Linked DNA regions of Homo sapiens: region 1 is linked to region 2. The links are chromatin loops, found by intact Hi-C in ENCODE. Cell type or tissue: IMR-90. All regions are shown on one strand. Links, peaks and the distances in the headings refer to the core of each region. The heading gives the core; the rest is flanking DNA. Region 1 has its middle 16 kb from the start of FGF4. Region 2 holds the start of FGF19 (fibroblast growth factor 19).

Region 1 (15,874 bases), core at 5,275-10,274, 86 kb after region 2:
GAGATGGTGTCTCACTGTGTTGCCCAGGCTAGCGTGGAACTCCTGGATACAAGCGATCCTCCACCTCGTCTTCCCAAAGTGCTGGGATTACAGGCATGAGTCACTGCGCTGGGCCTTCTGTTACTTCTAATTAATTTATTAATTGACTTTTGGGGGAGACACAGTTTTACTGTGCCCCCCCAGGCTGGAGTGCAGGGCTGTGATCTTGGCTCACTGCAACCTCCGCCTTTCAGATTCAAGCAATTCTCCTGCCTCAGCCTCCTGAGTGGCTGGGATCACAGGTGTGCACCACCACGTCTGGCTAATTTTTGTACTTTTAGTAGAGAGAGGGTTTCGCCATGTTGGTCAGGCTTGTCTCGAACTCCTGGCCTCAAGTGATCCACCCGCCTTGGCCTCCCAAAATGTTGGGATTACTGGCGTAAGCCACCACGCCCAGCCTCTTCTGTTACTTTTAAAAATGTGTCCAGTGGAGTCTATAACAATACCAGTTTGACAGCTGCCATCTTTTATTTTAGAAAAAATACATGAATAAGCTTTACTCCAGCAGACAAATATTATAAACCCTCACCCATTATCTTTGTATTTTAACCTCGAAAGTCTTTCATTGATCATTTTATTATTATTCTTTTTTTTTTCTTTTTTCTTTTTGAGATGGAGTTTTGCTCTGTGGCCTAGGCTGGAGTGCAGTGGCACGATCTCGGCTCACTGCAACCTCTGGCTTCCAGGTTCAAGTGATTCTCCTGCCTCAGCCTCCCGAGTAACTGGGATTACAGACTTGCACCAACACGCGGGGCTAATTTTTGTATTTTTAGTAGAGATGGGGTTTCACCATGTTGGCCAGGCTGATCTCGAACTTCTGACCTCAAGTGATCCACCCGCCTCGGCCTCCCAAAGTGCTGGGACTACAGGCGTGAGCCACAGCACCTGGCTGTTCACTCTATCATTATTCACTGCAATAAATGAAATATTTAAAAAACTAATTTCCTAGGCTGGGCGCAGTGGCTCATGCCTGTAATCCCAGCACTTTGGGAGGCCAAGGCAGGCAGATTGCCTGAGGTCAGGAGTTCAAGACCAGCCTGGCCAACATGGTGAAACCCTGTCTCTACTAAAAATATAAAAATTAGCCAGTCATGGTGGTGTGCCCCTGTAATCCCAGCTACTCAGAGGCTGAGGCAGGAGAATCGCTTGAACCCAGGAGGCGGAGGTTGCAGTGAGCCGAGATCGCACCACTGCACTCCAGCTTGGGTGACAGAGCGAGACTTAATCTCAAAACAAACAAACAAACAAATGAATTTCTTATGACTGTTAGCATTAAATGGTTTTGTTCTGGATTTTACTTTAAACAACTTTTACTAATACATAGTTAATCAAAATGCCATGAATGTAATATCACATAATTGATAAGTAAAGAGCACAAATAAAATTCTGGTAGAAATGAATCTTTTTTTTTTTTCCTGAGATGGAGTCTCACTGTCGCCCAGGATGGAGTGCAGTGGTGCGATCTCGGCTCACTGCAAGCTCTGCCTCCCAGGTTCACGCCATTCTCCTGCCTCAGCCTCCCGAGGAGCTGGGACTACAAGCACCCGCCACCACACCTGGCTAATTTTTCGTATTTTTAGTAGAGACGGGGTTTCACCATGTTAGCCAGGATGTCTTGATCTCCTGACCTCGTGATCCGCCTGCCTCGGCCTCCCAAAGTGCTGGGATTACAGGCGTGAGCCACCGCACCTGGCCGAAATGAATCTTTTAATGTGACCTAGGACAGGGCTTTAAAAAAAAATTTCATATGACCACTACTTATTGCTAGAATAATATGGCGTTTGGCCTCAATTTCATTCCCATTTTCTATTTCTGTTGATGGCAAAGCCAAGAAGCCTTGTCCTCAGGTGGAAGACACAGAATTGAAGTTTCGTTATGGTGATGTCACTCAAGGATTTGAACACTCGCCAAGGTATACACTCAATCACCTGGTTTATATAAAAAATGGTGTCTCCTGCTTGATCTGCTGACACCATCAACAGCTCTTTTTTTTTTTTTTTAATTCTTTGAGACAGGGTCTCCCTCCGAACCCAGGCTGGAGTACGGTGGCACAATCTCCCCTCACTTCAGCCTCAACTTCCCTGGCTCAAGCAATCCTCCCACCTCAGCCTCCCAAGAAGCTGGGACTATAGGCATGTGCCACTATGCCCAGCTAAATTTTTTTTGTTTTTGGTAGAGTTGGGATCTCACTGTGTTGCCCAGGCTGGTCGGCAGCTCCTCTCTTAATTCCTTGATAGCAAAGACTCACCAGTCATTGGAGCTGCACTTTCTCAACTTCGGGAAATTTTATCCAAAGGTTTTATTTGTTTGTTTGCTTGTTTGTTTGCTTTGAGACAGAGTCTCACTCTGTCACCCAGGCTGGAGTGCAGTGGTGCAATCTCAGCTCACTGCAACCTCTGCCGCCCAGGTTCAAGGGATTCTCCTGCCTCAGCCTCCCAAGTAGCTGGGATTACAGGCACCTGCAACCCTGCACAGCTAATTTTTGTAGTTTTATAGAGATAGGGTTTCACCATCTTGGCCAGGCCAGTCTCGAAATCCTGACCTTGTGATCCACCAGCCTCGGACTCCCAAAATGCTGGGATTACAGGCGTGAGCCACCATGCCCAGCCCAAAGGTCTTTTTTGCCAAGAACAATTAATTATACCAGTTACTTTTTTACTTGGAGGAGACTTATTAAACCTGATATAATGAAAATGGGGAAGACTGGGAATGAAACTGTTGCTAATTTCAACATGGCTTCGCCAGTACTATAGTGATACAAAGCTTCCAATGCATTGCGGGTTTATATCTATTTCTTTCCGAACCTTGCAGCTGCAGACACAACCTAGGCAACACTTAGACAGCTTTCCCCGTATAGCCACAGAATCAGTAAAGCCAGTTTTCTCAGTGACAGCCATGTGCCACTTACCATTGGAAGACCTCGGATTGTATTTTCCAATTCAAACAAGTGAGTTAATCTGCGTCTCCAGAGTATACCCCCTGCTTCTGATTTCTGACTCTATGAAGTAGGAGGAGATGCAGACATGAAGAGAAAAGGCCAGATCCCTGCCTGGAGCTGGGCACCTGGCGACTTCTAGGCTCACCAGGATTTTTGCCTCCTTTCCTGGGCCTCTCTCTCCAAACTGTGGCCTTGAGACCACAAGTAGCCCAGGACGGCTTTGAATGTGGCCCAACACAAATTCATAAACTTTCTTAAAACATTTTGAGATTATCTTTTTGCAATTTTTTTTTTTTTTTAGTTTATCAGTTATCATTGTTGTTAGTGCATTTGATGTGTGGCCCAAGCCAATTCTTCTTCCAGTGTGGCCCAGGGAATCCAAAAGATTGGACACCCAGCCGGGATTGGTGGCTCACGTCTGTAATCCCAGCACTTTGGGAGGTGGGCGGATCACCTGAGGTCAGGAGTTCGAAACTAGCCTGGGCAACATGGTGAAACCCTGTCTTTACTAAAAATACAAAACTTAGCTGGGTGTGGTGGCAAGTGCCTGTAATCCCAGTTACTCAGGAGGCTGAGGCAGGGAGAATCGCTTGAACCCAGGAAGCAGAGGTTTCAGTGAGCTGAGATCGTGCCATTGCACTCCAGCCTGGGCGACAAGAACGAAACTCTGTCTCGAAAAATAAATAAATAGGCTCACACCTGTAATCCCAGCACTTTGGGAGGCCCAGGCAGGCGGAACACCTGAGGTCTGGAGTTCAAGGACAGCCTGACCAACATGGAGAAACCCAGTCTTTATTGAAAATACAAAATTAGCCGGGGGTGATGGCACATGCCTGTAATCCCAAGTACTCGGCAGGCTGAGGCAGGAGAATCGCTTGAACCCGGGAGGCGGAGGTTGCAGTGAGCTGAGATCACGCCATTGCACTCCGGCCAGGGCAAAAAGAGCAAAACTTCATCTCAAAAATAAACAAACAAGTAAATAAATAAATAAAGTTAAAAAAAAAGATTGGACATCTCTGCTCTAATGCATCTTTGTCAAGGGCATGGGTTTGGGAGGCACAGGTCACTGAAAGAAATAGGCAGGTCCCTGGCCCTCCACTCCCAAGGCATCTGTTAGGAGCTCTCCAGGGCAGGCCAAATGGGTGGCCACTTCTGCCGCCACCCTGCACCCTCCCTGGGCTGCTTCCAGGCCTGAGAGAGCTGGAAGGAGTGTCGGCTCCTGGTCCACATTGCAGCTTTGTTTGGTGCCCTGAGGCTCTAGCACCTAAGGAGCACTCCTTTCTTTTGTAAAGTGGGAGAAAGAGCCTGTGAAAGGGAAGGTGGGGAAAGGGAACCGTGGCTGGGTGCTCTGTTCCTCCCATTCACCAGGCAGGAGGAAGTGGGGGCTCCAGCTGCGGGTGTGGCCTTGGGATGGAGCAGAGACTCTTTGGAGAACTATTCCTTCCCCTATGTGCCCATCAGACCTCAGCTCAACCTTGACCTTTCTGGGAAGCTTTGCCTGACTTCTCAAGTCCAGTCGCCTATCACAAGGTGATCACAGGACAGTCCAAACTGGGCCTTTTCAGAAAGAAAGGAAGTGCCCCTCACTATTACCCTGGGACGAGGGGTGCACCCCTGCACAGTTCCAGGCAAGCAGGACTGGGGCCACCTGACCTGTTCCACTCTCACCACCACGCACCCTGAGCCCGAGAGCAGCCTGCATGGCCAGCTCATGCTCTCGGAGCGCACCAGGAGGGCTCGGGGAACTCACCTGTGCCTGGACACCTGCAGCACTAGGGCCTCGATTCACCCAGTGATCAGCTGTGCATGAAAAGGCTGATGTTCTGTCTCCGAGGCTGGTGGCGTAAAGGACTGCATTTGACCCTGAGGGGCCCACAGGATGGGGCGGATAGCAGCAGGATCCAGCAATGCTGGGTAGAGGGCGAGGGTGCAGGGAAGACGGCCCAGTCCTTGGACACATGCCCCCCATCAGCCTGCCAGTGGGAGCCCCGTTTCCCATTCACTCACGAACCCCAAGAGGTGGGCGGGGATGATCCATCTCAGTTCACCAGTAAAGAAACTGAGGCCCAGAGAGGAGGTGACTTCCCCAAGCATACGTGACAGGTACCAAGTGGTGTCTTAAAGTCAGCGTGGGCAAAGGAAGACCTCACTGAGTCAGTGTCCTGGAAAATTCCTTCCAGAAGCCAATTCCCAGCAGGTCCCAGAGGCATTTTGCCCTCCAGGGTTGGCTATTTTTCTGGATGGGATGAAGCAGGCAGCTTGCCCTTAGGGACCACGCTGGATAAAAAGTACTCTCTGCACTGTGCACTCATCTATTGTGGGGAGGCCAAGCTGAGCCCTGCCTGGTGGAGTAAGGGCTCCCTCACCCCCTCTCCTATCCCCGCTCCAGGGCTCAGGGAACAGCAGGGGGAGTCACTCGTGTTAGTAAATTATTATTTCCCCACCTGCCATGGTCATCATGATTGCTGCCGTTGCATGGGGGGAGTTCACGGGTTCATTGCAGCCTCCAAGGCCTGTAAGGACCGCCTGGCTCTCCCTCACTCTGGGTGAGACCTTGGGCAGATTCTGACCCTCAGTCTTCTCATTTGTGGGAAATCTTAGCACTCACTCACATCTTAGGGCAGTGAGGTGGCGGCTGATGTTAGGTGAACTCACGCCTAAAAGAGCAGGCATCTATTCTGGTCTGCTCTCCCAAGCCAGTCCTGCCTCTCTCCATCAGCCTGCGGGGCTTCCCGCCTCTTTGAGGCCAGGGATGCAGGGTCCTCGCAGGCAGCCAAGGGCCATTCCTGGGCCTCCGGCCTCAGTGACAAGAGGCTTTTTTCTGCCTCTGCCGCCTGCTCCCTGACATCCCACGCGCCTGCCTCTAAGCCTGAGATGCGGCTTCTAAGCCGGGGCAGACCCAGCCTGCTATTCTGGGGTCTTCTTTCAACTATTTTGGCGAAGACCAAATGGCAGCCTCCTTTAAAATAGCTGCTGCAGGCCCAGGGGTCGTTCCCTGAGAACCAGGTCAGGCCAGGCCCGCACTTCTTCCTAGCAGCCCATTCAAGTTAAATACGGCCCCTGGCATCTGCAGCTTCGAGGAGGGCTCAGCTGAAATTCCGACGGGCAAACACGGGGCGGACACCAAAATAAAACCTGGCTGGCCCTCCGAGGTGCCTGTGGCTTCTCAGTTTCACAGACGTGCTTACGTTTTTCATGAAATCACAGGGCTAGTCGCAGGAGGTGGTGGGAGTGCCTAAGTCAATGAGGAGCAGTGGCCAGTCCCCCGGCCCCACGGTGGGTCACTCCATGAAGTCTACTTGGAAATGTGGGAACCCAGGAGCCCCTCACTGCAGCCGAATTCTCTGGGAGGCTGCAGCTCCCGGATAAATGAGTTCACCTCCCCTTGATTTCCAGGACCAGATGGCTGCTGGCTTTGCTCACCTAAATTGGGGTGGGCGGGGGGGGTCCTTTAATAGAATATACACATAATAACTGAGGAAACTTTTTTTTTTTTTTTGAGATGGAGTGTTGATCTTGTTGCCCAAGCTGGACTGCAATGGCACAATCTCGGCTCACTGCAACCTCCACCTCCCGGATTCAAGCGATTCTCCTGCCTCAGCCTCCCTAGTAGCTGGGATTACAGGCATCTGCCATCACACCCGGCTAATTTTTTGTATTTTTAGTAGAAAAGGGGTTTCACCATGTTAGCCAGTCTGGTCTCGAACTCCTGACCTCAGGTGATCCGCCAGTCTCAGCCTCCCAAAGTGCTAGGATGACAGGCGTGAGCTGCCGCACTCAGCTGGAGGAAACTTTTTTGAAAAAAAGCAAGCAGAGCCGGGTGTGGTGGCTCACGCCTGTCATCCCCACGCTTTGGGAGGCCAAGGTGGGCAGATTACTTGACGTCAGGAGTTCGAGACCAGCCTGACCAACATAGTGAAACCCTGTCTCTACTAAAAATACAAGAATTAGCTGAGCATGGTGGCATGCGCCTGTGGTCCCAGTTATTTGGGAGGCTGAGGGCACGAGAATCACTTGAACCCTAGAGGTGGAGGTTGCTGTGAGCCGAGATCACACTGCGGCATTCCAGCGTGGGCAATAGAGTAAGAATCCGTCTAAAAACAAAAAAAAAGCGAGCAGAAAGGACTCCCATGGATAAAGTGATGCCACTTCAAATTCTACTAAAGAGATGGCACCATGGTCCAAAGATAGCATATTGCCAAGTGACTCAGGTGTGTGTCCTTACTGCCTGGAAGATGAAGTGCTTAGGTGGTTTTACTGTCTTACGCCTCGCTCTGGGCTGCCCCCCTCCACATTCCCACCTTGGGAAGCCAGTCTCTGGACAAGTGCTCCTCAATGCCTCGGGTGGGTCCCAGCATCAGGACGACAATAAGTGGCAGCCATGAACCCTCCAGAGCGATGGGAGCGGAAGCCTAGTGGGTGTGTGAGGCCTAGGAGCCAGCCTGGAGTGGGAACACGCCAACCTGCAAAGCCACTCTGGGTCTGTGAGCTCGAGACTGCGTCGCCTCCCTCTCTTACTGGCCTTGTGATGGCATCAGGTCTAGAGTCTAGGGAGTACCTTGCCCACTTTGAATCCTGGCGAGTCATTCAACAAATGTTGGCTGTACTTCTGTGGATGCAAGTTTGGCTCCAGGCAGTGTGGACAAAGCAGAAATGCCACCATGTCCACCGTGGGGAAGCTGACATCCCAGGGGAGAAGCAGACACAGAGCTAGGAATTACCTGTAGGGTGAGGATTAAGAAAGAGGAAGAGAGGGCTCTACAGGTAGGGTCTGAAGGAGACCAGTAGCCACTGACCTAGTCTAAGGGCCAGGGAGGTGTCCTCCAAGAAGTGGCATCTGGTGGACCTACAGCCGGGCTTGAGCGGTGACAGTGCTTCCAGGCAGGAAGCACAGCATGGGCAAAGGCCTAGAGGAGACACGAGCAGCCTTGCTTAGGGAAGCCCAGGCAGCAGCCTTGGGAGCTGAATCCAAGAGGCTGCGAGCTAGCAGGGCTTTAAAAAGCCTGGCTCGGCTGGCCTTGGGTTGGGGCCCAGTCAGCTTTGTGTCAAAAGCAGAGATTTCTGGTTGCTGCAAACACCTCCCAGGCGAGGCAGAGGCATGAGTCGCTAGCAAAAATTCTCCTTGAAACTAGTCACTGGTGCCAAGAAATAGAGAATCACGTTGCACATCAACCAGAAAGACAGCGGAGACCCGGGTACAGTGAGCCACAGGGAAGTGAACCTGGTAGTTCAGGGCAAAAGCCATTTTAAGAGGCTCACAAACAACCTGGGAGCAGGATCTGGACGCGCTTGTGAATTTCTCCTCTCATCTTTTCCTGTAGTCCCACCCATCCCAGTTGGCCGGCATGACTTTTTGGTAACTCATTTTCACAGAATCTTTCCAAAGCAGACAACGTTTCCATGAGAACATCATCTCTCTCTTGGAGGTTCGTATTTCATCAGTGAGTTTTAGGATTCATTGAATTTCCTCGTTGCTGTTACAAGTAGAGTGGGCCCGGGCCGAATTGGGAACAAATCAGACCGACTGCTGCTGGCCCAGGAATGAGTGTGAGCATCTGGGCCCTGGCCTTTAGTGGCCAAGGACGTGGGCCAGCACGTCAGCAGGAGTGAGGGTCACTAGCCTGGTGAGTCTGTGTGGCGGAAGTCAGTGGAACCTCGGTTGACTGGCTGAGGCCACGCCGGGTGCTGTACACACATTGTGAGCTGGCTTGCTGCATTTTTAGAAGCAAACACATGGCCTCCTTGGTGGGAGACCTCTGAGGGGCTCCACTTTGCTCATCGCTTGCTGTGTGACCATAGGCAAGTTACCCACCTTCTCTGAGCCTCACTTCCTCCTACCCTTGCAGTGAGGCCTCAACAAGAATGTGGACAAGGGAGGCAGGGTCCTGTGCATGGGCTGGTGGCATGGTCTGATCTCTATCTACCTGGCACCTTTTGGAGCCGGTGGGCATTTGCAGGCAGCAGGTCCTGCCCTGGGTCACAGCAGAGGGGGCCCCCCAGGACCCATGGTGGTCCCTCTTCAGCACAGACGCATGTGCTTTGGATTGGGGGTAAGCACGCTCTTTGATATCCTCTGTCTTGCCCCCGGCCCCTAATTGTGCAACTCTGCTTCCCAGGACCCAGGGCCTGGGTGGAGGCGGGAGGGACCTAGGACAGCCATCAGGTCAGCCTGTTGTCAGGGGTGCGGGGGCCAGAGCCAGAGGATGTTTGGTTTCTCACGAGCCATTGTAGTCCCAGGGGAGGGGCTGTTGGGCTCTGGGGATGTGGACACGCCAGAAGCAGTGACCGTGGCACTCCGAAGGGGCCCAGACTCTGTCCATCTTGATCACCCAGGCCAGGAATGTGGTGGCAGAAAGGCCGTCGAGATGAAGGCCCTGATAGGTCCTGGGGCGGGGGCAGGGGATCTTCCTCTTACAAAGGATGTGGGTCACGGTGAGTGGTCTTGCCACAATGTGGGAGGACAAGCAACTCGAGGTGGCTCCTGAGAGATGGTCCTGAGGCAATCCGATCCTGTTGCTGCCTCCTTCACCCTCCGTGGCTCCCCAGTGCTGGATAAGAAGGTCTGATGGGTTTGGCTGGACTCTGGCTGCCTCTGCATAGTTCCCCACCCACCACGACCATCTGGCCACACTGCACTCCTCAGATTCCATTTCTTCTCTGCACCCCCTGCAAAGGCTGTCCCCACCTTCTCTGATGCCACCATTTCAAAGGCATCTCATCTTTGAAAAGCTGCCTGGCTCTCGTCCTCCAGGGCCCAGCAGGGCCACCCCCATCAGCACCACCCCCATCAGCGCTCTACTCCAGCAGGTGATAACTGCTGGTCCATGGTCTGCTTCTCCCATGACATCCCAACTCTTCAGTGTAGGGCCTGTCTGGCATAGCCAAGCCCTCCATAAATGTTTATTTGCTGAATTGACAGCTGGATGAATGAATCATCCTGCAAATACAACTTTTTCCCACTTAATAAATATATTCTACCATTTTCCCACAATATTAGATGATCTTTGTAAACATTGTGACTTCTGTCAAGAGAGCGGATATAATAGGCCATGGCTTATTTAACCACACTGCTCTGTTTCTAATATTAGATGATTTCCGAGTTTATTTCTATTATAAACAATGCTGTGATGAACATCTTTGTGTGTAAGTTTGTTTTTCTGTATTTTGGATGTGATTTTCTGAAGCAGAATCTCTGGATTTGGGGGCTATAAATTTAAAGTCCTCAAAAGTAAACAATAATGTGTTTTATATTTCAAAGTAGCTAGAAGAGGGGACTTGAAATGTTTCTTTTTTTTTTTTTTTTTTGAGAGAGAGTTTCACTTTTGCCACCCAGGCTGGAGTGCAATGGTGAGATCTCAGCTCACTGCAACCTCCGCCTCCCAGGTTCAAGCGATTCTCCTGCCTCAGCTTCCCAAGTAGCTGGGATTACAGGCGCCTGCCACCACGCCCAGCTAATTTTTGTATTTTTAGTAGAGACGGGGTTTCGCTACATTGGCCAGGCTGGTCTCGAACTCCTGACCTCAGGTGATCCGCTTGCCTCGGCCTCCCAAAGTGCTGGAATTACAGGCGTGAGCCACCGCGCCTGGCCGAAATGTTTCTAACACATAGAAATGACCAGTACTCAAGGTGGTCAGCACCCCAAACACCCTGACCTGAGCATCACGTGTTCTATGCACAGGGCCAGGCACAGTGGCTCATGCCTGTAATCCCAGCAGATGGGAGGTGGAGGCAGGAGGATCACGAGCTCAAGATTTCAACACCAGCCTGGACAACATAGTGAGACCTTGTCTCTATAGAAAAAAAAAATTAGCTGGGCATGGTAGCACACTCCTGTGGTCCCAGCTACTCAGGAGGCTGAGAGAGAAGGATCACTTGAGCCCAGGAGTTTGAGGCCTCAGTGAGCTATGATTACACCAATGCACTCCAGCCTGTGTGACAGAGCAAGACCCTGTCTCAAAACACACACCCACATTCTCACACACAGGTGTGTGCCACAAAAAAACCCACAAACACATCCTATGCATATAACAAAATATCACATGTACCCCATAAATAGTAAAATATTATGTATCAATTTAAAAGTGTCAGCTGATGCTGTTTGGAGCACACAGGAGGCTGCCTGTTTAACCAATCCTCACCAGCATTGGATACATTTTATGTGTGTGTGTGTGTTTTTCCTACTTTGTTTTGTCTTTATTAATTGGCAAGCAGGCAATGATACTTAACTTTTAGTTTTTAATAAGTTTTAATAAACATTTATTTTAGGCCAGGTGTGGTGGCTCACACCTGTAATCCCAGCACTCTGGGAGGCCGAGGTGAGCGGATCAGGAGGTCAGGAGATCGAGACCATCCTAGCCAACATGGTGAAACCCCATCTCTACTAAAAATACAAAAAGTAGCTGGGTGTGGTGGTGCGTGCCTGTAATCCCAGCTACTCAGGAGGCTGATGCAGAAGAATCGCTTGAACCGGGGAGTCAGAGGTTGCAGTGAGCTGAGATCACACCATTGCACTCCAGCCTGGGCAACAGAGCGAGACTCCGTCTCAAAAACAAAACAAAACAAAACAAAAACATCTATTTTAGAATAATTTTAGATTTCTAGAAAAGTTACAAAGACAGTGCAGAGTTCCTGTATATCCCATGCTGAGTGTCCCATTATTAACACCTTGTGTTAGTGTGGTGCACTTATTATAATTAATGAACCAATATTGATCCATCATTATTAACTAAAGTCCATGCTTTACACAGAGCGCCTCAGTTTTTCCTTAATGTCCTCTTTCTATTCCAGGATCCAGCCAGGACACCAATCGCGTGTAGCTCTCTCATCTTCATGGGCTCTTCTTGGCTGTGACAGTTTATCGGACTTGCCTGGCTTGGATGACAGCTTTCTTTCTTTCTTTCTTTCTTTCTTTCTTTCTTTCTTTCTTTCTTTCTTTCTTTCTTTCTTTCTTTCTTTCTTTCTTTTTCTCTTTCTTTTTTTCCTTCCTTCCTTCCTTTTTTCCTTCCTTCCTTCCTTCTTTCTTTCTTTCTTCTTTCTTTTGGAGATGGGGGTTTCACTCTGTCACCCAGGCTGGAGTGCAGTGGTGCGATCTCAGCTCACTGCAGCCTTGAACTCCCGGGCTGAAGCAATCCTTTCACCTCAGCCTCCAGAGTAGGTGGGATTACAGACATGCACCACCACGCCCTGCCAATTTTTAATTTTTAAATTTTCTGTAGAGATGGGTCCTCTCCATGTTGTCCAGGCTGGATGGCAGGTTTGTTTTGTTTGTTTGTTTTTTGTTTTTTTGAGACAGTGTCTCATTCTGTCACCCAGGCTGGAATGCAGTGGCGTGATCTCGGCTCACTGCAACCTCCACCTCCTGGGTTTAAGTCATCTTCTCGCCTCAGCCTCCCGAGTAGCTGGGATTACAGGCATGTGCCACCATGCCCAGCTAATTGTTGTATTTTTAGTAGAGATGAAATTTTGCTGTGATGGCCAGGCTGATCTCGAACTCCTGACCTCAAGGGATCCGCCCACCTCAGCCTCCTAAAGTGCTGGGATTACAGGCGTAAGCTACTGCGCCCAGCCTGGATGGCAGTTTTGAGACAGTACTTGGTTTCCGTTCCTGCGCTGAAGGTAACTGTGGGGCTGAATGCGGCTCCATGAGTTGCTTTGATGTTCGGGTTTTCTCCTCCGTGTCCCTTTATCTCCTGGGGGTCTTGGTAGCTTTCCTAGAAATGTGAGCGGCTGTAGAGGTTGTCAACATGAGCCCTTTCCTGTCCTGAGCAGCTCACACAGTTCATGCCGGTCTGTGGTCCTTTCACTTTGGGCCTGTCACCTGTCACTCCACGGTACTTGCTGATGACCTTTCCAGGAGACGGGTGCTGGCGGTCTCGTGGGCCAAGCCCTGGGGATATTTCTATTCCTTGGTTCTGTGGGAGTCAGGGAGGGCCTGAGGGGAGCAGGGAGTGGAGGAACCTTGAGGCAGGGAGGTAGTAGCTGCAGGAGCATCTCAGACAAACCCATTGAGAGCAGCGAGGGCCTCTTTTTCAGGGTGGGCCACAAGCAAGATCCCAACGAAAAGTAGCGTGGCTTCTGTACCTGCCCATAGAGCCACAGCCCCAGAGTTAGCCCCTGACTACACTCAGAACAAAATGCAGAGTGCCTGGCTCAGCCCTGCAAAGGCTGCCCTGCCTGCCTCCGTCATCCCAGCCCCTCTGCAGGTCCGAGGCAGCCTCCCTGCTGGCCTGGCTGCCCAGGGCCTGGGCTAGAACTCCTGCGCCCCAGGGCCTTTGCAAATGACGGACACCCTCCCTGCAGGGAGGCTCCTTCTTGCCACTGGGGTCTTCGCTTGATGTCACCTCTCTAGGCAGGTTTTCCTGGTCAAATTGCCACCTGTCTCCCCTGCTGTGTCCCTCTTGTCTGCTCAGGTTTTAGACATGTAGACATGTGACACACTCGCCACCACCTGGAGTGGCTCTGTTTTTTTTTTTTTTGTTTTTTTGGTTTTTTTTGAGGTGGAGTCTTGCTCTGTCCCCCAGGCCGGAGTGCAGTGGCGCGATCTCGGCTCACTGCAAGCTCCGCCTCCCAGGTTCACGCCATTCTCCTGCCTCAGCCTCCCGAGTAGCTAGGACTACTGGCGCCCGCCACCGCGCCCGGCTAATTTTTTATATTTGTAGTAGAGACGGGGTTTCACCGTGTTAGCCAGGATGGTCTCGATCTCCTGACGTCGTGATCCGCCCGCCTCGGCCTCCCAAAGTGCTGGGATTACAGGCGTGAGCCACGGCGCCAGGCTGGCTCTTTGTTGCTTACATTGTGTGAGTGCCTCACTGGTGTCAGCCGCACAGACCCAAGGGCCGGCCCATCCCACGTCCTCTCCCTGCAGGGGCCGGTGCCAGGCTGGCACAGAGATGAGGTCAGTGAGCAGAGAAGGACGCTGGGCCGGAAGAGTGGATGGCACCATGCAGGTCTTCCTCAAGATCAGTGGGATAGCACCATCTGCTGCTGGAGGCAGCCGCGCTGCGTGGCCACTGCCCGGCTCCATCCTCATGGACAGGGGAGCTGCGGATGGGGTGGGGCATGGAAGGGTGGCCTGGAGCTGGGCCATGTCACTCCCCAAGGACCAGGGGGTCACACTCCCCTTGGACCAGGACTCAAGTCCTAGCTTCATCCCTACTCAGCAGCCTCTCCTGCAGGACCCAGCTATCAGGGTGGCCGGCTCTCCGAGAGGCCCACCTGGTCGGTCTAGAGTAGACACCAGACCAGGGGTTGCTGCCAATGTCCTGCCTGCACAGAGACCCTAAGACCTTCTCACCTGAGTCTCTCACACTGCCAGCTCTGCAATGCTCCGTATGAGGGGTGTGGGGCTGGGAGGGGCACCGCCCATTTTATGGGAGGAACGAGGCTCACAAGGGCAAAGCACTGTCCCGCTCATGAAAAGGTAAGAGCCAGGTTGGAAACTGGGTCTGTCTGACTGTTCGACAGCTGCTTTAACCATGGAGACTAAGTGCTGTGTGACCTGGGGCAGATGGCTTCACCTCTCTGAGCTGTTCCCTCATTGGTAAAATGGGGATGATAGTGACTGCACACATCTCCTGGGATAATCCTGAGGCCTGAGTGAGAGAGCACACTTCCAGGACCCAGTGAGGCAAGCGTCACATCACACTGTGGCTTTTAGCTCTGGCCTGCGGGACTAGGACCGTGCTCCTCATCCAGTGCTCTCCCCCCTCTACCCAACCCCTCCTGGGTCATGACAAGGCTGCCCCTGGGGGAACTGCATCCCTAAGATCATGGAGGGAAGCTGATTTCTGAAAGGCTGATCCCTGTCTTTGTTCAGGCATAGGAATCCAGGGCCTCAGCTCTGGGCCCCAAAACCCGATCACCATCCCTGTGGGGTCTCCAGGTGGGTGGAGCATAGCTGGCACCTGGCCAGCAGGGTTTAGAGTCTCACACCTGTGCCGGGCTGGGTTTGAAGTCATGCTCTGGGGAAGGAGAACTGCCCGGTCCCCTCTGCCAGGGAGAAGCTGCATGGCTGGAGCCGAAGTCTACACAGGGCCTGGCTCAGATGAAAGTCCTGCCATGTGCCCGGTGAGGGCCCCTGGATGAGCCTCCTTAACCGAGTGCCCCAGGAAAGGCTACTAGAGATCAGACCTCCAGGAAGGCGGCAGATCAGCAACACATTGCACCCACTGTGCCTGCCAACACTATGGGAGGAGCTGAGGGCCCAGGCAGGGGGACTGAGCACTAGCATTCGGGCGTCGACCACCACTTCCAGTATCCAGGGCTGGGTTAGCTTGGCCAAGCATGTGTGGCCCGAGCACAGAGCCTGGTGCACAGCTACTCTCAGAGACTGCTAGCCCTACAGGCTTCCCTCACCCTCAGGACTGTGGTTCTTTTTTTTTATTATTATTTGAGACGGAGTTTCGCTCTTGTTGTCCAGGCTGGAGTGTAATGGTGTGATCTCAGCTCACTGCAACCTCCGCTTCCCAGGTTCAAGCGATTCTCCTGCCTCAGCCTCCCAAGTAGCTAGGATTACAGGTGCTTGCCGCTGCTCCTGGCCAATTTTTTGTATTTTTAGTAGAGACAGGGTTTTACCATGTTGACCAGGCTGGTCTCAAACTCCTGACCTCGGGTGATCCACCTGCCTTGGCCTCCCAAAGTGCTGGGATTATAGGTGTGAGCCACTGCGCCAGGTCAGGGCTGTGCTTCTGAGGGAGATGCTGGCCTGGCCAATGCCCCTTACATGGCCCCACCCTGGGGGGAGGTTGGGAGTGACAGGTGAGGGCACCAGCCCAAAAAACCTGCCGCCACCCAGGGAGGAGCCTCTGATGACAGCCACTCAGTGTCATGCTGGAAAAGCCTCTGGCGGAGGCCAAAAGGCTTGGGCTGGGGAAGCTCTCATGGCTGGGCCTGGAGTGG
Region 2 (15,874 bases), core at 6,857-11,856:
ATCTCGGCTCACTGCAAGCTCTGCCTCCCGGGTTCATGCCATTCTCCTGCCTCAGCCTCCCAAGTAGCTGGGACCACAGGCGCCTGCCACCATGCCTGGCTAATTTTTTGTATTTTTAGTAGAGATGGGGTTTCACTGTGTTAGCCAGGATGTTCTCAATCTCCTGACCTCATGATTCACCCACCTCGGCCTCCCAAAGTGCTGGGATTATAGGTGTGAGCCACCGCACCCGGCCCACAGGGGAGCTTTTAAAAAATCCCAGTGTCCAGACCACACCCATTCCCATTAAATCACAATCTCAGCTGGGCACGGTGGCTCATACCTATAATCTCAGCACTTTGGGAGGTTAAGGCAGGAGGACCTCTGGAGCCCAAGAGATCGAGACCAGCCTGTGCAACATAGCAAGACCCCATTGCTACAAATTAAAAAAAAAAAAATGAGCTGGGCATGGGTCTGTGGTCCCAGCTACTTGAGAGGCTGAGGCAGCAGGATCCCTTGAGCCCAGGAGGTCAAGACTGCAGTGATCAGTGATTGTGCACTGTACTCCAGCCTGGATGACAGAGTGAGACTGTCTAAAAAAAAAGAAAAAGAAAGAAAGAAAGAAAGAAAGAAAGAAAGAAAGAAAGAAAGAAAGAAAGAAAGAAAGAAAGAAAGACAAAAAACTCAGAATCTCCATGAGTGGTTTCCAGCTATCATCTTTTTTTCAATGTGCAGCCAAATTTGAGATCCAGTGGACATAATAGCTCAGGACACATGGTTCTATCCTTGGTGAGGTTTGCTGTGGATAGGCAGCCGGCTCTGTGCCAGGAATCCCGCAGACATCATTTCACTGGATTTCTGTATAGCCCTACCATGCAGACCCTGTTAACCTCATGTCCGCAGAAGGATGCAGGCTCAGAGGGGTGATGTGACTTACTCAAGGTCACACAGCAATCAAAGGGCCCTGCCCACAGCCCCTGAGCTGCCTCCAGGCTGTGTGGCTCCAGGAGAGTGCCTTTCCTGTCTGGCGCCTGCCACGGGTAGAGAAGGCTGTGTCCACAAGCATCATCCAGCCCTGCCTGTCAGCTCTCTAATCAGCATGGTTACATGACAAGGACACCAAAGAGTGAGAGGGGCATCTTGATTGGCAGATGGAGACAGGGAACGCCCCAAGGGTTAACTCTAGATGTCCTGGGCATGTCATCAGTGAGAATGACAAGTGGAGGTCCCTTTTACTGGAGAGCAGGGAGGCTTCACCTGAAATAGCCTTCGTAGACTTGAACAACGACATTACCCCCCTCGCTGCCAACGTAAGCACCTGGGAACTACTGCCCTGAGTGACCCAACCCTCCTCCCCGACTCCCTCCACCATCCCTAATCCCTGGCAAATGCTCATTTGGAATCATGTTTCATGCACACGTTGGTGTCCGGTTGCACCTGCTCCTCCTTGCACTCAGGATGTGGCCCACATCTGGTCACCCTGACCGCTAATTCTTGCCTTCCCAGCCTGCCGTGCAGCTGGGGCTGGCCTGGTCCTGTGACGCAAACCTGGTTCTTAGGATGTAGCCGGAATTTGCTGAAAGGTTCTAAGGAAGTTTTGGCTTTCTTGATGAGAGAGGCCCAGCCCGAAATGATTCCCTCTCCCTGAGTACAGGGCGCTCAGCTGAAGCCACAGCAGCCCTGGCGAGACGAGGCCCCAGCAGGACAGGGACACCAAGGGAATCACACAGGGCACAGCCCAGGCATCGCTGGGTCACTGGGTCCCTCTGGATTTGTGGCTGGACAAAAAGAAATCCTATTTGCTCCGGTCAGTGGTCCTCCGTTAAGGGTGATCTTGCCTCCTAAGAACATGCAACAACTTCTGGAGGTATTTTGGTTGTCACAACTTGAGGGTTTCTACAGGCATCTAATGGTGGGGGGTGGGGGGGGCACTGTTAAATGCAGGAACGTCTTTCCCCAGGGAAGAGTGCTGAGGGCGAGAGGCCCTCACTTAGGCCGCTGTTCCTTGGTGTTTGTTTCCTGCAGCCAAAAACACTCCTGGCAGAGAGGCCGCCCTAACCACTGAGACTGCTAGAGAGAAGGTGGACTGAGGAAGCCAAGCCCCTAGGCATGAGGAAAGGGCAGGACAGCAGGGCCCAAACCAGCCTCCACCACTAGAGCTGGCTGGCCCAAACCCGCTAACTTCCCACCCGAGCTTTTGGTGTCCAGGGCAGACACACCGAGGGTTTCCTCCCGTGGACGGTGCTGCCCCCCACCAGCCCCTTCCCCACCCTCCCTAACATTCTAGGCGGATAATAGAATGCACCTTTTGATACAAACAAACTCCATTTTAATATACAAAACAAACCTCACTTACATACATAAATATAATTTGGGGGCATAAATAATGTAAGAAAATAAGAGATGTACATATCAAAATAAATTACTCATAAATATCATGTTGGAAAACCAAGTGCTGGGGAAAGGGTTCTAGGTCTTCCCCCGCTGCTTCCACACAGCAAGTTATTGACAAGACTTGGGGTCTTCAAATCTTTTCTTTTCCTGATTTTTGAACAAGAAGTGCAGGTTGACATAAGGTGGGGGGCCTGGGAGGCCCCAATCCATGGGGAGGCATGTGAGGTGGGCAGAGGGCTGGTGGGCTGGGAGATGGAAGCAGGTGACACCGGGACAGCAAGTTATTCTCAGGACAGCATCCATGACAGAACTGGCCTCAGGGGGAATTCTCAAGTTGTCCCAGGGCTGGAGTGGGGCTCCAGGCTTCCCCTACTCCTGAAGCCTGGTGGGCCATGCCTGCTCCAGTCAGTTCTGGCCTGGAGGGATTTGGGAAGGGCAAATGGTCCCTGGAAGTAGAGATATAGATCAATTCCCACATGGGGTTGAGTGAAATTTACCTGCTGTTTTACAGAGTGGATCACCTGTTCCTGAAATTAAAACTACTGCCTGTCTTCTGGCTGCTCCTGGGGAAGTGATGAGAAAAAATTAGAGAATTTCAGCTTGACATAAGAATTTTTCCAAAGGAAGTGAGTTCCCCATCGATGGAGGTATTCAAGCAGAACTGAGACAGTGCAGCAGCTTGTCCAGCAACCTCGAGGGAGCAGAATGGGGGCCCAGGCAGCAGCTGGGCAAGCTACAGGCTTACAATGTTATGATCAGACAAGTCTATTGGCTAGAAACTGGCACTGCCAATGGAAAACTCTGAATATGTACAACTTCTAGATGTTTCTTCCTAAAGCTAAACAGAACGTGGACTCAGGACTGTTCTTGTAGAAGCACGTCCCCCACGCTGCAGGTACCACAGCCCCTGGCAGCAGTGAAGAGGCCCGGGCATGGTCTCAGTTACTTCTCAAAGCTGGGACTCCTCACGGCCTCCAGTCCGGTGACAAGCCCAAATGGGTCCATGCTGTCGGTCTCCAGGGGCGAAGAGAACATGTCAGATTCCAAGTGGCCCCTGAGGTCCTCAGGCTCCTCTGGGACCATGGGCAGCATGGGCAGGAAATGAGAGAGTGGAAGAAAGCCTCTGTTCTTGTACAGCTGCCGCTGTTTGGCACTGCTCAGGGAGACCGGGAGGCGGTGCTTCTCGGATCGGTACACATTGTAGCCATCTGGGCGGATCTCCTCCTCGAAAGCACAGTCTTCCTCCGAGTACTGAAGCTGCAGAGAAAACAGGCAGCTCTGAGCAATCCACAGTGGACAGGGAACACGGGTCCACATGGACGTTTGTGCTACAGACTGTCCCTGGTGGCCACCAGCAGTGACCTTCCACATAAGCATCACTTGCATGTTTTATACATACTTCCTGATGTACACACTGTACGTGTAAGTATATATAAAATATACCTTTATATATGTAAGTATATATAATATATAATGTACTTTAAGGCCAGGCACAGTAGGTCACACCTGTAGTCCCAGCACTTTGGGAGGCCCAGAGCAGATGGATCACCTGAATCCAGGAGTTTGAGACCAGCCTGGGCAACATGGTAAAATTCCATCTTGACAAAAAGTACAAACATTAGCAGGTCATGGAGGTGGGCGCCTGTAGGCCCAGCTATTCGGGAGGCTGAGAGGTGGGAGGATGGGTTGAGGCTGGGTAGTCAAGGCTGCACTGAGCAATGATCATGCCACTGCACTCTAGTCTGGGTGATAGAGCAAGACCCTGTCTCAAAAAAAAACAAAACAAAAAACCCACAACTATATATATACACAGAGAACACACACACATATATAAATGTACTGTAAGTGTAAGCATATATAATATGTACATTATGTTAATATATAACCCATTAATAAATTAAATATACATTTATATACCTTTATAAATTATAATCTTTATATAGATATACATGCACACAGACAAAACTGAGGTTTATTATTTCATATATGTATATTTTATGTATATACTTAATACTACATATACACTCTATATAGACCCAAATAATTTCCACTAAATTACCTCACTTTTTCGAGAGCCTTGTCCTAAGCAATAATATCCATCAACCCACAGGAATGCCGTCTGTGTTTCCCTCACCCTTTACATTACAGACATAACTCCTGGCATTTAAAAAGTTCCTGGGTATTTCATTGGCACTTTGGGAAACACTGATAAACTGGGTTGTCATCTTAGGATAGGTCTTTTAAATAAATTGCGTGTGATCCGATCTGGGTCCCAGATGAAAGCATCTGTTCCCCACCTATCTCAGAAATCACTGTGTGCCTTTATCATTCTAAGGCCTTCTGGTCTGCAGCAGTTCTGAGAACCATCAGCCCCGCTGTCTCCTCCATTCAGTCACCAAGGGCCTTCCAGGCAGGCTGCCAGGAGGCAGATCTCAGCAGCCCCTCCCCCAGGCCAGGCCAGGCCAGGCCGGCGCCCAGCTGGTGGCCGGAAATGTGTGCTGAGGGAAGCCTTGTCTTAGAACATTCATAGTCCACGGGGTTGAGAGGTGCCAGTGGGCAAGTGCCATCCCACACCGGTGTCATTACCCCTTGGCGACCCAGGACAGGCGCAGGCGGGAGCCGGAAGGGCTGGGCAGTAAACACACTGCAGGACGGCCTCAGTCAGGTTCCTGCCTAAGTCTGCAAAGGTCACTGAACTGCAGGTGGGTGACGAGGTACCTGTGCTAATAAGCTCCTGATAAGAGGCTCATTGCAGCAACCCAGGCTCCTGCCGAGCCCACGGATGGCTGGGACAAAGCATCGGACAGCAAGCGTGATTTCTCCCAAACTCCCAAAAATGCCAAATGATCAATAAACAAGGAACACAAAACCGAATGATTGGAGGACCTTCTTCTATTTACTTGGCTTGTCCTTTGGGAGAAATTAGTATCACTTTCTCCATACAGAAAACGAAATGACTTCAAGTTTCTAGAAGAATGTGGCATTTTTATTTAAGAAAGAGGCCAGGCGAGGTGGCTCATGCCTGTAATCCCAGCACTTTGGGCGGCTGAGGCAGGCAGATCGTGATGTCAGGAGTTCGAGACCAGCCTGGCCAGGATGGTGAAACCTCATCTCTACTAAAAATACAAAAAAACTAGCCGGTCATGGTGGCACGGTGCCCGTAATCCCAGCTACTTGGGAGGCTGAGGCAGGAGAATTGCTTGAACCCCGCAGGTGGAGGTTGCAGTGAGCCAAGATCATACCACTGTACTCCAGCCTGGGCGACAGAGCAAGCGAGACTCCGTCTCAAAAAAAAAAAAAAAAAAAAAAAGATCCTCAATTTCTGTTAGACCATGCACAGGGGATCAAGAGGCACAAAGGGGGCTGGGCGCGGTGGCTCACACCTCTAATCCCAAAGCACTTTGGGAGGCCGAGACGGCCGGATCACTTGAGGTCGGGAGTTCAAGACCAGCCTGGCCACCAACATGGTGAAACCCCATCTCTACCCAAAATACAAAAGGTAGCTGGGCTTGGTGGTGGGTACCTGTAATCCCAGCTCCATGGGAGGCTGAGGTAGCAGAAACGCTTGAACCTGGGAGGCACAGGTTGCAGTGAGCCGAGATCTGGCCACTGCATTCCAGCCTGGGCGACAGAGCAAGACTCTGCCAAAAAAAAAAAAAAAAAAAAAAAAAAAAGGCACAGAGGGATTTCAGGTGACCCAACCCCCAATTTGGGCAGAATGGCGGGTTAGGTTGACGTCCCCTGCTGGCCTCCCATCATTAGGAACCCCCACACCCCCTGCCATAGTAAATGTCAAAATTAAAGTTGCAAGGGTGGGTTTGGAGCGGCTCTGGGTGGGAGTCAGCGTCCAGCGTGCCGACCACCCCCTTTCTCTGCAGTCCTCTCACGCAGGACTCCGCCATAAAACCTGAAACAGGCGCTCCGAGTACACGGAGCACGGCAGAGGCACCGAGCAATTTTGAGACTCTAAAATGCTTTGTCCCGCTGTTCACAAAGGAGCTGGTTGGGCCGGAGGCGGCCCCGCCTCTGCATCCTTTCTGGGGTGGGGGCCCCGGGCAGGCGCGGCCACCCCCGCCCTGGCCCCTGCTCCGCCAGGGAGTCCGGGGCTGCGTGTGAGGCCTGCGCGGGCCGAGACCTCACACAGCCTCCTCTGCGCGCGGGGCCGCGGGAGGGGCGCGGGTTCGTTCCTTTGAACTCCCAGCCTTTGTTCCCGGCCACCAGAGCCCCAGCGCTCGTACACTTCCGGCCCCGGGACCTCTGCGGTTACCTGGGCCTTCCCTGCCAGCCCCCACCCCCTGCCCCCACCAGAAAGCGTTTACAGGACAGGTGAGGCCCGCAGGAGGAAAAGCACTCCCCTGGCGCAACATGACTCCAGCGCATCTGCGTCTAAGCCACACCGTGCTCCTGGTAGATTAAAAATTAATTCTAAAAAAAAAATCTCTCCTATCCCAAATGCACTGTTTTCTGCCTTGCTTGACAATTGATTTGTTTTTAAAGGAAAGTTATGGGTAGATCCTCTTTTTTCTTTCCCATTCTTTTTTTCTTCTTTTATACTGGAGGGAGGGAAACGGAGGCGAGGACCACACACGCGCAGGCAGAGGCTGAAAAGGCCCGAGGTGGGTTTTCCTGTTTAATATCAAAGGAGGCCGAATAATGGGTTTCCTCGGTCCGGCTAGGCCGGCCTTTGACTCAATTGGAAATGCAAAGGCAGCTTTTGCCTATTCTCTGGCTGCTGGCTGAGACCCTAAATTTCCGTAGGAAATCGTCGGACATGCACTTAATCGGTCTTTGCAATCTTTCCCTCGAAGTTGCACGCGGGTCTGGGCGGAGGAGGCGAGGAAACCCTGGATTCGAACCAGCGCCTTTCTCTCCTTCAGGCCTCCGCCCGGGGACAGGCGCCGGTCCCCCGCCCCGGCGCATCCGCCCCGTGGGGACACTTACCAGCCCCTGCATCTTGCCGTCGGCGCCCATGCAGAGGTACCGCACGCTGTGCACGCCCTTGATGGCCACGGTCCGCAGAGCGACTGCCTTGATCTCCAGCAAACCTAGGCGCAGGGGAAGCGAGAAGCTGCAGCAAGGACCGCTGGGCCCGCACCACGTGGGTGCGGTCGGTCCACAAGCCTGTGCTTCTCCCTAGCGTCCCGCGCTGTTTGGGGACTAACGGAGGGATCCTAACGTCCAGGTGCCAAAACCTGGGGTTCCCAGGAGTTGAGGGGTCCGCAGGAGCCTAAGGGTGGCAAAGGAAGGAAGGGCGCTGGGGTGGGGCGCGCGCAGCGGGGTGGGGTGCGCGCGGCGGGGCGGGCGGGGGTGCTGGCGGGCACTCACTGTGCGCGCTCTGGCCCCGCGCGCAGTCCACGACGCCGTCGGCACGGATGCGCAGGAAGCAGCTGGAGAGCCCGTGGGGGCCGGAGGTGTACAGGTGCCGCAGGCGGATGGGGTCGCCCCAGCCGTAGTGCACGTGGGGCCCCGCGTCCGAGAAGGCGAGGGGGCGCCCGGCCACGGCCAGCCAGAGGCCGGCCAGGATCCATACGTGGACCACCACACACCCGCTCCGCATGGCACCTCCCTGGGGCTCTCGGCGCAGCTCCGGCGATGGGGGTGCGGGAGGCTGGGCGGCGACCGGGATGCGCTGCGGGGCTGTGAGTGCCGGGTTGGGATGGTCGTGGCCCTAGATCCTGGACGCAGCGCTCCTGCTCTGACGGCGCGGCGGCTCCGGGCCGGCAGCCTTATATAGTAGCGCCTTACGGGCCCCACGGGTAGGTGCCCAAGACACCCGAGCATTTCTTATCGGGATTGCATCAAGCCTCCGCCCCCCGCACACACCCACTCACACCCCGCCTCCGGCCCCAGCCCCAGCCCCCTCCCCGGGCCCGGGCAGGCAGGCGGCGGCTTCTTGTCCCAGCCGGGGTGACCCCGCCCAGGCCGTTCGGATCTGCGGGAGGAGGAGGCCTCGCTTAGCGGCCGGGTTTCGGGGAACTCCTCCCCACCGCGCAGCGGCCCCGAGGTTCTTGGCTGGGAGAGTTTGACTTTGTAAAGCAATCGACAACTGGGGCCCTTCCCCCAGGCCTCAGGCTCCCAGTGGATGCACTCGGCGTGGGGCACTAGCGGGGGCGGGGTCAGGAACCCCGGGGCCAGAGGTTGGGGGGCACCGAGTTTTGCCCCCTTCACCCTCTGTCGGGAAAAGCCTCACCTCGGCCTTAGTGCCCTTCCCCTTAAAAGCCCACTCGCACTCCCTCCCCCGACTTTCGCAGCCCCGCACATCTGACGTCAAAGCCGTCCCGTAGAATTTTCCCCGGCAGTTCCGACAGTCTCAGGTTCTTTCAGCTTCATCTTCTTGCAATTCCTGCCCCGCCCCTTTTATCCGGGTAAATTGCCCCCCGACGGGGGGCCGGGCGCGCTCTCGGCCGGCGGGGAAACAATGGAAGCCGCGCGGACTGTAGGTGGCGCCGCAGCCTCGGCGTCCGCCTGGGCTTTGCGCTCCTGGCCCCGCGCCCCTGCCTGCTCCGCGCTCGCCCCGGCCCCGCGGCTGTGCGCGAGATGCAACCTGAAAGGGGGCACTGGGAAGGAGGCTCTCGGGCAGGGTGGGCGGGCCAGCTGCGGGATTGGTGAACCCCAGCTTCTCGGCTGGAGGGTGGTGGAGGCAGGGGCGCAGGGAGGGAGGCCTGGGCCTCCGTTTCCCGTTTTTTGAGCTGTCTTGTGTCGGGGGTCTGGTTTTTGAGTCCCCGAGTCCCTGCGCACGGGGTCAGGAGGAACAGCACGGTCGGGGAGGTCGAGAGCGCCTTACCTGGTGGGGAGGGGTCGGGAAGGGGCCCAGGAACGGTGATGGGCGCCCCTGGCGTCCGGGCAGGTGCCAGGTGAGGAAAGAAATGGGGGCCGCTCCATGAAGCGGTTCCTGCCAATAAAGAAAACGACATCCAGAGAATACCCAGGCGGGGAATAAAGGGGTCCTCCTACGGGGCTTTGGTTTAACTCTAATTATTTCTTGTTATTCTTCCAAACCCCCAGCTCCTGGATGTGGGGCCCCAGGAGGCTGGTTTTGGGGGCAGAGCCCTCCTGGCCCAGCGCAAAGGCGATGGGGAGGGCAAACAGGAGAGACAGCGAGAGAAATGCCAGGCCTAATGAATTTCAATGAGCAGAGGCCACATTCATTCCCCAGTCAGTGACTGGCGTTAATGACTGAGGGCGCAGCAAATGTCACCAGGAAAGTCTTTACAAAAAGACATCATCCCGAAGGCTTTCTAGACCAGGGACCCCCACGCTGTGTGTCTTGGTTCAGAAAGCCGTGGCTTCTGTTAAATCTAATTACTTCCCCCCTGTGGCTTTAAATCGACGGCGGCTCCTATTAAACTTAATTACCCTCCCCTGCAGCTTTCGTTTTAAAGATCCGTGGTAAATGCGTGATAAATGCTCTTGAGGGCGATGGCAGAGGCTGCACTGGGGGACACGACCCAAACCGGGTGGGGGCGATGGCAGCCTCTGGTTCCACCCCTACCCCTCTGCAGCCCCTTCCAGGGACATGGGGAAGAGAGTGGCTGATGCGATCAGGGAGGTGGGGAAATGAGGAAGGCGGCTGCTGTCCCCCAGCCCCTGTTCTGAGCGCTTCATGGAGGTTCTCAGCTCAAATCTCCACAAGAGCCCCCACAGTATTCTATTCCTCCCTCCCCCATGGAGCAGGAGGGAAATGGCCCCAGAAAAGTGGCCGAGTAACCCAAGGTCGCACACTCTGTTAGTGGTGAAGTTGGAATTTGAACCCAAACAGTGGGGCTCGTAAATCCAGGCTGTGCTGCGTCTTATCCCGGGACAGGGGCTCCGGGGTCAGACCCACTGTAGCATGGATCACACCCGGCCACTCCCTGGGTAGGTCGTGGACCGCTGACCCATTGCCCTCTCAGCTTGCTCTCAGGCTTGTCCTGAGGGTGACAAGGAAGAGGGGACAGAGAGGGCCTGGGATGTAGCACTCATGAAGGTGTTGATGGCAGGCCTTGAGGTCAGCTGTGTGCCGGCCATCTCACAGGCACAGCAATGCTCTGAGAGCTTAGGGGATGGATCCTGCTCATGTGAGGTAGCTGACGGTTACAGAGATGGACTGCCGGGCCTCGAGGGTTTGCCCCAGGTGGGCCAGGCACACGATCTTGGGTGTTTGCTGGGCTCCCTGGTGTGTGTGGTTAGAGGGAGCCAAGCCTGCAGAGGACAAGGCAGTGCTGGCCAGCAAGGGGCTCTCCTGGCGAGAGCAGAGGTGTGGCAAGGGCTGAGGTCCTCCTCCCACTCTGTTCTGTGCACACCGGGACCTCTGAAGCCACCTGTGTGCTGCATTGGGCTGACTTTGCTTTTCAGGTTGTGTTTGATTTGCCCCTGGGTGGCTAAGCCGGCTGAATCGCCCAGGTGGGGTTTCATTCATTGAATGGCATGGGCAATGGGTAGCAGGTAGGGTCCAAGGCACCTGGATGTCCCGCTCACCCATGCAGGGGTATGGGGGTCTCCAGCCCAGGTGTCCAGAAGGGCTTGGCTTGGCTTTGTTCTGGATTTGATGTTAGCTTTTTTTTTTTAATTCATTTTTTATTTTTTTATTTAATTGCCCTGTAGAACCGTAAATCCTTTTTCTGGAGTCTTCCTTCTTCCATCTGAGGGTGTAGAGGTTCCTTCTTCCTGATTATGGCAAATGAGTGATTTCCACCATTTCTAAACCCGTGTCCCAGTGTCTAAGAACATCTTATTCGGCTTCACCTCCAATTTTTACATTATGAAAATCATAGTTTTCCTTTCATTTTACAGTTAGAAATGTATGTTTTGCTGTCAAATGTGCATTCTTCTACATAAGCACTCCCTAGAGCCCCTCCCAAACCCCCTGCTCCCACCTTGTGATTGAAAATTATTTTGTAATTGGAGAAACTTCTGGGTGTGGTAAAAGTCTTTATCAGAAAATAAGAACTGCAGGGTAGCGTGGGACCGAGAGAGCTGTGAACACTGAGGTGATCGAGGCCACGCCCCACAGCTGGTTCCTGGCCAACTGGAGGCTGAGACCCAGGGACTCCTGAATCTCAGCCCAGTATTTTTGCTACAACCTGCTAGAACATGCATTATTTCCCCCAAGACTTTCTGATTCACCAACAGCCATTTCTTCCCCCATACGCATCGTTATTCTGAAATGAGGCCACCCAGCTAGCCCAGAAATTGGCAGAGACTGTGACAGAGTAGAAGGAAGACCTCTTTGAGATTCCATTTCCTCATTTGTAAAACAGCAAAAGGAACGCTAATTTACAGGGTTAATACGAGCATTAGAAAAGACATCCCCATCTATCAAGTGACCAATATTTGTAAGATAGAGACAGCCTGGCACATGTAAAGCACATAACAGAAGGGTAGCTATTGTTACTGTTGTAAATGCTGCTCTCTGGCGATCTTTGCTACATTTATTACTTATTTTAAAATTTAATGGCAACTCTAGAAAAAGATATATAGTGACAAAAAGCTGGATGGAGATCCACTAGAAAAGGGTAAATAGAAGGCTGGGCGTGGTGGCTCATGCCTGTAATCCCAGCACTTTGGGAGGCCAACGCAGGAGCATTGCTTGAACCCAGGAGGCAGAGGTTGCAGTGAGCCGAGATCGCACCACTGTACTCCAGCCTGGGCAACAGAGAGAGACTCTGTCTCAAAAAAAAAAAAAAAAAAAAAAAAAAAAAAAAAGCAGAGAAGGATAAATGGAAGATGAAAATGTTCTCTATCTTTATTGTGGTAGTGAATACACAGGCAATGACATTTATCAAAACTAATAGAGCTGTTCCCTTAAAATTAAGGTGCATTTTTTTCAGAGCAATTTCTATTAAATTCTAAAGTAAATTGTGTCTGAATTTTAAATAAGCATTAATAGATACTTTTTTTCCAGTTGTTTTATTGTGTTGAAACATAAACAACATAAAATTTACCATCCTAACCATTTCTAAATGTACAGTTCAGAGGAATTAATACATTCATAAAGCTGTGTGGATCACCGCCACCATCCATCTCCAGAACTCTTTTCATCTTGAAAAATGAGATTCAGCTGGGTGCGGTGGCTCACTCCTGTAATCCCAGCACTTTGGGAGGCCAAGGTGGGTGGATCACCTGAGGTCAGGAGTTCAAGACCAGCCTGGCCAACATGGTGAAACCCCATCTCTACTAAAAATACAAAAATTAGCTGGGTGTGGTGGCGCATGCTTGCAGTCCCAGCTGCTGTGGAGGCTGAGGTGGAAGGATCGCTTGAACCCAGGGAGCGGAGGTTGCAGTGAGCCAAGATCACACCGCTGCACTCCAACCTGGGCAACAGAGTGATACTGAAAAATAAATAATAATAAAAAAAGTATGTATGTATCTTAAAAAAAAATCATTTGAATTGTAACCTCCTTTCCACCAACTCAGTTGTAAACACTTTCCTTGGGATTAAATATCCTAGCACAGCCTTTGACACCAGCACATCTGAGTGATACAATCTGTTGTCCCCTATTGCTGGACGTTTAGGTTGTTTCCAACGTCCCCTGCCAGACCATGCAGGGGAGAACATTCTTGGAGACGCATCTCGCGCATGTCCGCTCTTGGAATTACTGAGCCCTGTCGTCTCTCCCCCAGGTAGGCCCTGGCCCTGTGTAAAGGGTGGAATTCAGGAAGCTGCCCTGCTTCTGTTCACACAAAGGGCAGCACAGCTTCCTCCAGACATCTGCGGTGAGCCTGAGCACACATGGATGTTCTCAGCTCAAATCTCCGCAAGAGCCCCCATGGTATTCTATTCCCCCTTCCCCATGGAGCAGGAGGGAAATGGGGGCCCCAGAAAAGTGGCCGAGTGACCCAAGGTCGCACACCCTGTTAGTGGTGAAGTTGGAATTTGAACCCAAACAGTGGGGCTTGTAAATCCAGGCTGTGCTGTGTCTTATCCCGGGACAGGGGCTCCTGGTGTGTAAGCACCACCACCAGCAGGCACCATGAGGCATAGCAAAGCTGGAGTCGGAGCCCTCCCTTTACTGCCGGTTCAGAAGGCCCAGGACGTGAGCTCCCCTAGCTGGGAGGGCCTGCTTGTGCTGTGAGCCTTACTTTTCTCACCTGTGAGGACAGGAGCTGACAGAAGTAGCCACAAAGGGTATTTCTGTACGTGAATGCTCTTTTCCCTCTGGTCTCCCTCATCAAAACAGATATGAGTTCCCATCGCGAATGTGTTGAGCTGTCAGAGTAGCAACGTCGTGAAAGAATGCGCCCAGGCTTTGAATGTCAGCTACTGAAAGAAAACAAAAAGTAGCTTAATGAGAAAACATTAACCGTGTTCATGCTGACTTCGTGAAAAACCATAAAGTGAAAATATCGAGGTTGGAAATTCTCAGAAGCCCTGGCCTCTGTCTGCTTCATAAACCTTTCGTGGAGAAGGATGAGTCCCAGACTCCACAAGTGGATGGCTCTTCAAACTTCATGCCCAAAGGGAGGGTCTTTTCTCTCCAAAAGCTCAGCCACCTTTCCACAATGTCTTTTTTCTTTCTTCTGTCCGAGATGGTTAGGAAATCCCAGGACAGGCCTGGCCAGCACCATTTGCTGAGTGCTTGAAATCCTCTGGCCATGGTGGTGGTGGTAGTGATGGCTGACACCAAGTGCCCAGAACTGTCCTGGGCAGTTTACATGCCTCACGGTATTTGGGTCTCATAGCTCCCATTCTAAAGAGGGGCAAAGTGAGGCTCAGAAACTGCTCCTTGCCCAGAGTCACAAATAAAGCCAATAAACAGCAGAGTTGGGATTTGAATGCAGTTCTAGCTGAATTTGAGTCACAAAGCTATTTAATCATTACTCTCTTTTTATTTTTTTAAAAAAGAAGCAAAACCAGGCCAGGTACAGTGGCTCACATCTGTAATCCCAACATTTTGGGAGGCCAAGGCAGGTGGATCACTTGAGCCCAGGAGTTCAAGACCAGCCCGGGGGACATGGCGAAACTCCATTTCTACAGAAAATACAAAAATTAGTCGGGCGTGGTGGCGTGAGTCTGTAGTCCCAGCTACTTGTGATGCTGAGGTGGAAGGATCACTTGAGCCTGGGAGGCAGAGGTTGCAGTGAGCTGTGATCCACCACTGAAAAAAAAAAAAAAAAAAAAAAGGAAAACCCAAACAGCTGCTCTTTCAAAAAGTTAAGAGCCCTGACCAAATTCGGAGCCTCAGCTAGGGGCTTGGCCCTACTCTTCGATTCCTTGGCCCCATGACCTGCCCATGTGCTTCCCAGAGTGGTCACTGGAGACCCTGGGCTGACTCTAGCAAGATAGCCAGAGAGCCCCCACTTCTGAGTGCAGCCCTCAGCTCCGCCTGCTCTGCTGTGTGGTACCTGGACGTCATGTCTTGGGGTGGAAATTGACCCTACATGTCTCCTCTTCAGACAAAGCTCTGTGGAAGTGAGGATACAAGTGCGCAGTTTGCGGGCATGACCCTGGTGTCCTGCACGGAGCCAGCCTGGCACTTGACGCTGCCAAGAAATATTGGATGAATCATTTAAAAGAACTGGAAGGGCCGGGCACGGCGGCTCACACCTGTAATCCCAGCACTCTGGGAGGCCGAGGCGGGTGGATCACTTGAGGTCAGGAGTTTGAGACCAGTCTGGCCAACATGGCGAAACCCCGTCTCTACTAAAAATACAAAAATTAGCCGGGCGTGGTGGTGGGCACCTGTAATCCCAGCTACTTGGGAGGCTGAGGCAGGAGAATCACTTGAACCCGGAAGGCAGAGGTTGCGGTGAGCCGAGATTGAGCCATTGCACTGCAGCCTGGGTGACAGAGCCAGACTCCGTCTCAAAAGAAAAAAAAAAAAAAAGAACTGGAAGGTGTTGACATTGCTGTGCACTCACTGGCCTCCTTGCCCATCCTTTCCTTGTTCATCCCGTCTCTCCTTCCTCCTGCCCTCCCTTGACTTCCATTGCCAAACTGATCATTCGTCCCACCTGCAAACTCATTCCAGACACTTCTGATGGGTCACACATCATGTCGAGAAAATTAGGCCAGGTACAGTGGCTCATACCTGTAATCCCAGCACTTTGGGAGGCCAAGGTGGACAGATCACCTGAGGTCAGGAGTTTGAGACCAGCCTGGCCAACATGGTGAAACCCCGTCTTTACTAAAAAAAAAAAAAAAATGGCCGGGTACGGTGGCTCATACCTGTAATCTCAGCACTTCGAGAGGTCGAGGTAGGCGGATCACGAGGTCAAGAGATTGAGACCATCCTGGCCAACATGGTGAAACCTCGTCTCTACAAAAAATACAAAAATTAGCTGGGCGTGGTGGCGCGTGCCTGTAGTCCCAGCTACTTGGGAGACTGAGGCAGGAGAATCGCTTAAGCCCGGGAGGCGGAGGTTGTAATGAGTCAAGATCACACCACTGCACTTCAGCCTGGCTGATAGAGCAAGACTCTGTCTCCAGAAAAAAAAAAAAAACTTAGCTGGGCATTGTGTCAGGCACCTGTGGTCCCAGCTACACGGGAGGCTGAGGCAGGAGAATCGCTTAAATCTGGGA

Evidence for each region. A loop is a pair of places that touch in the nucleus more often than their neighbours do. Peaks named below come from ENCODE experiments on the same cell type or tissue, not always from the same donor. Only the 100,000 strongest peaks of a DNase experiment are listed, where the experiment ranks them.
Region 1: it touches region 2 in a loop (3-fold over the local background); 13 of 110 quality-filtered maps call a loop at or near these places.

What each region holds. Positions count from the first base shown.
Region 1 is chr11:69,783,449-69,799,322 of GRCh38, forward strand. No RefSeq gene overlaps it. Among named protein-coding and RNA genes, the nearest start is that of FGF4, 16 kb to the left of the region's middle. RefSeq lists enhancers at 5,396-5,941, 5,942-6,486, 6,918-7,622, 7,623-8,325, 14,100-14,811 and 1 more. In IMR-90, for the core only: no CTCF peak of the experiment used is centred there; a DNase peak (open chromatin) is centred at 8,073; H3K27me3 peaks cover 2,830 bases.
Region 2 is chr11:69,695,947-69,711,820 of GRCh38, forward strand. FGF19 (fibroblast growth factor 19) reads right to left here and starts at 8,076. Exons shown (of 3, transcript NM_005117.3): 1 at 7,699-8,076; 2 at 7,315-7,418; 3 at 2,292-3,630. The coding sequence starts at 7,930. The coding sequence ends at 3,316. RefSeq lists a silencer at 3,335-3,629, enhancers at 4,395-5,347, 9,485-9,847, 10,387-11,016 and a promoter at 8,149-10,346. In IMR-90, for the core only: a CTCF peak has its summit at 8,822 (motif pointing right); no DNase peak of the experiment used is centred there; H3K27me3 peaks cover 4,484 bases.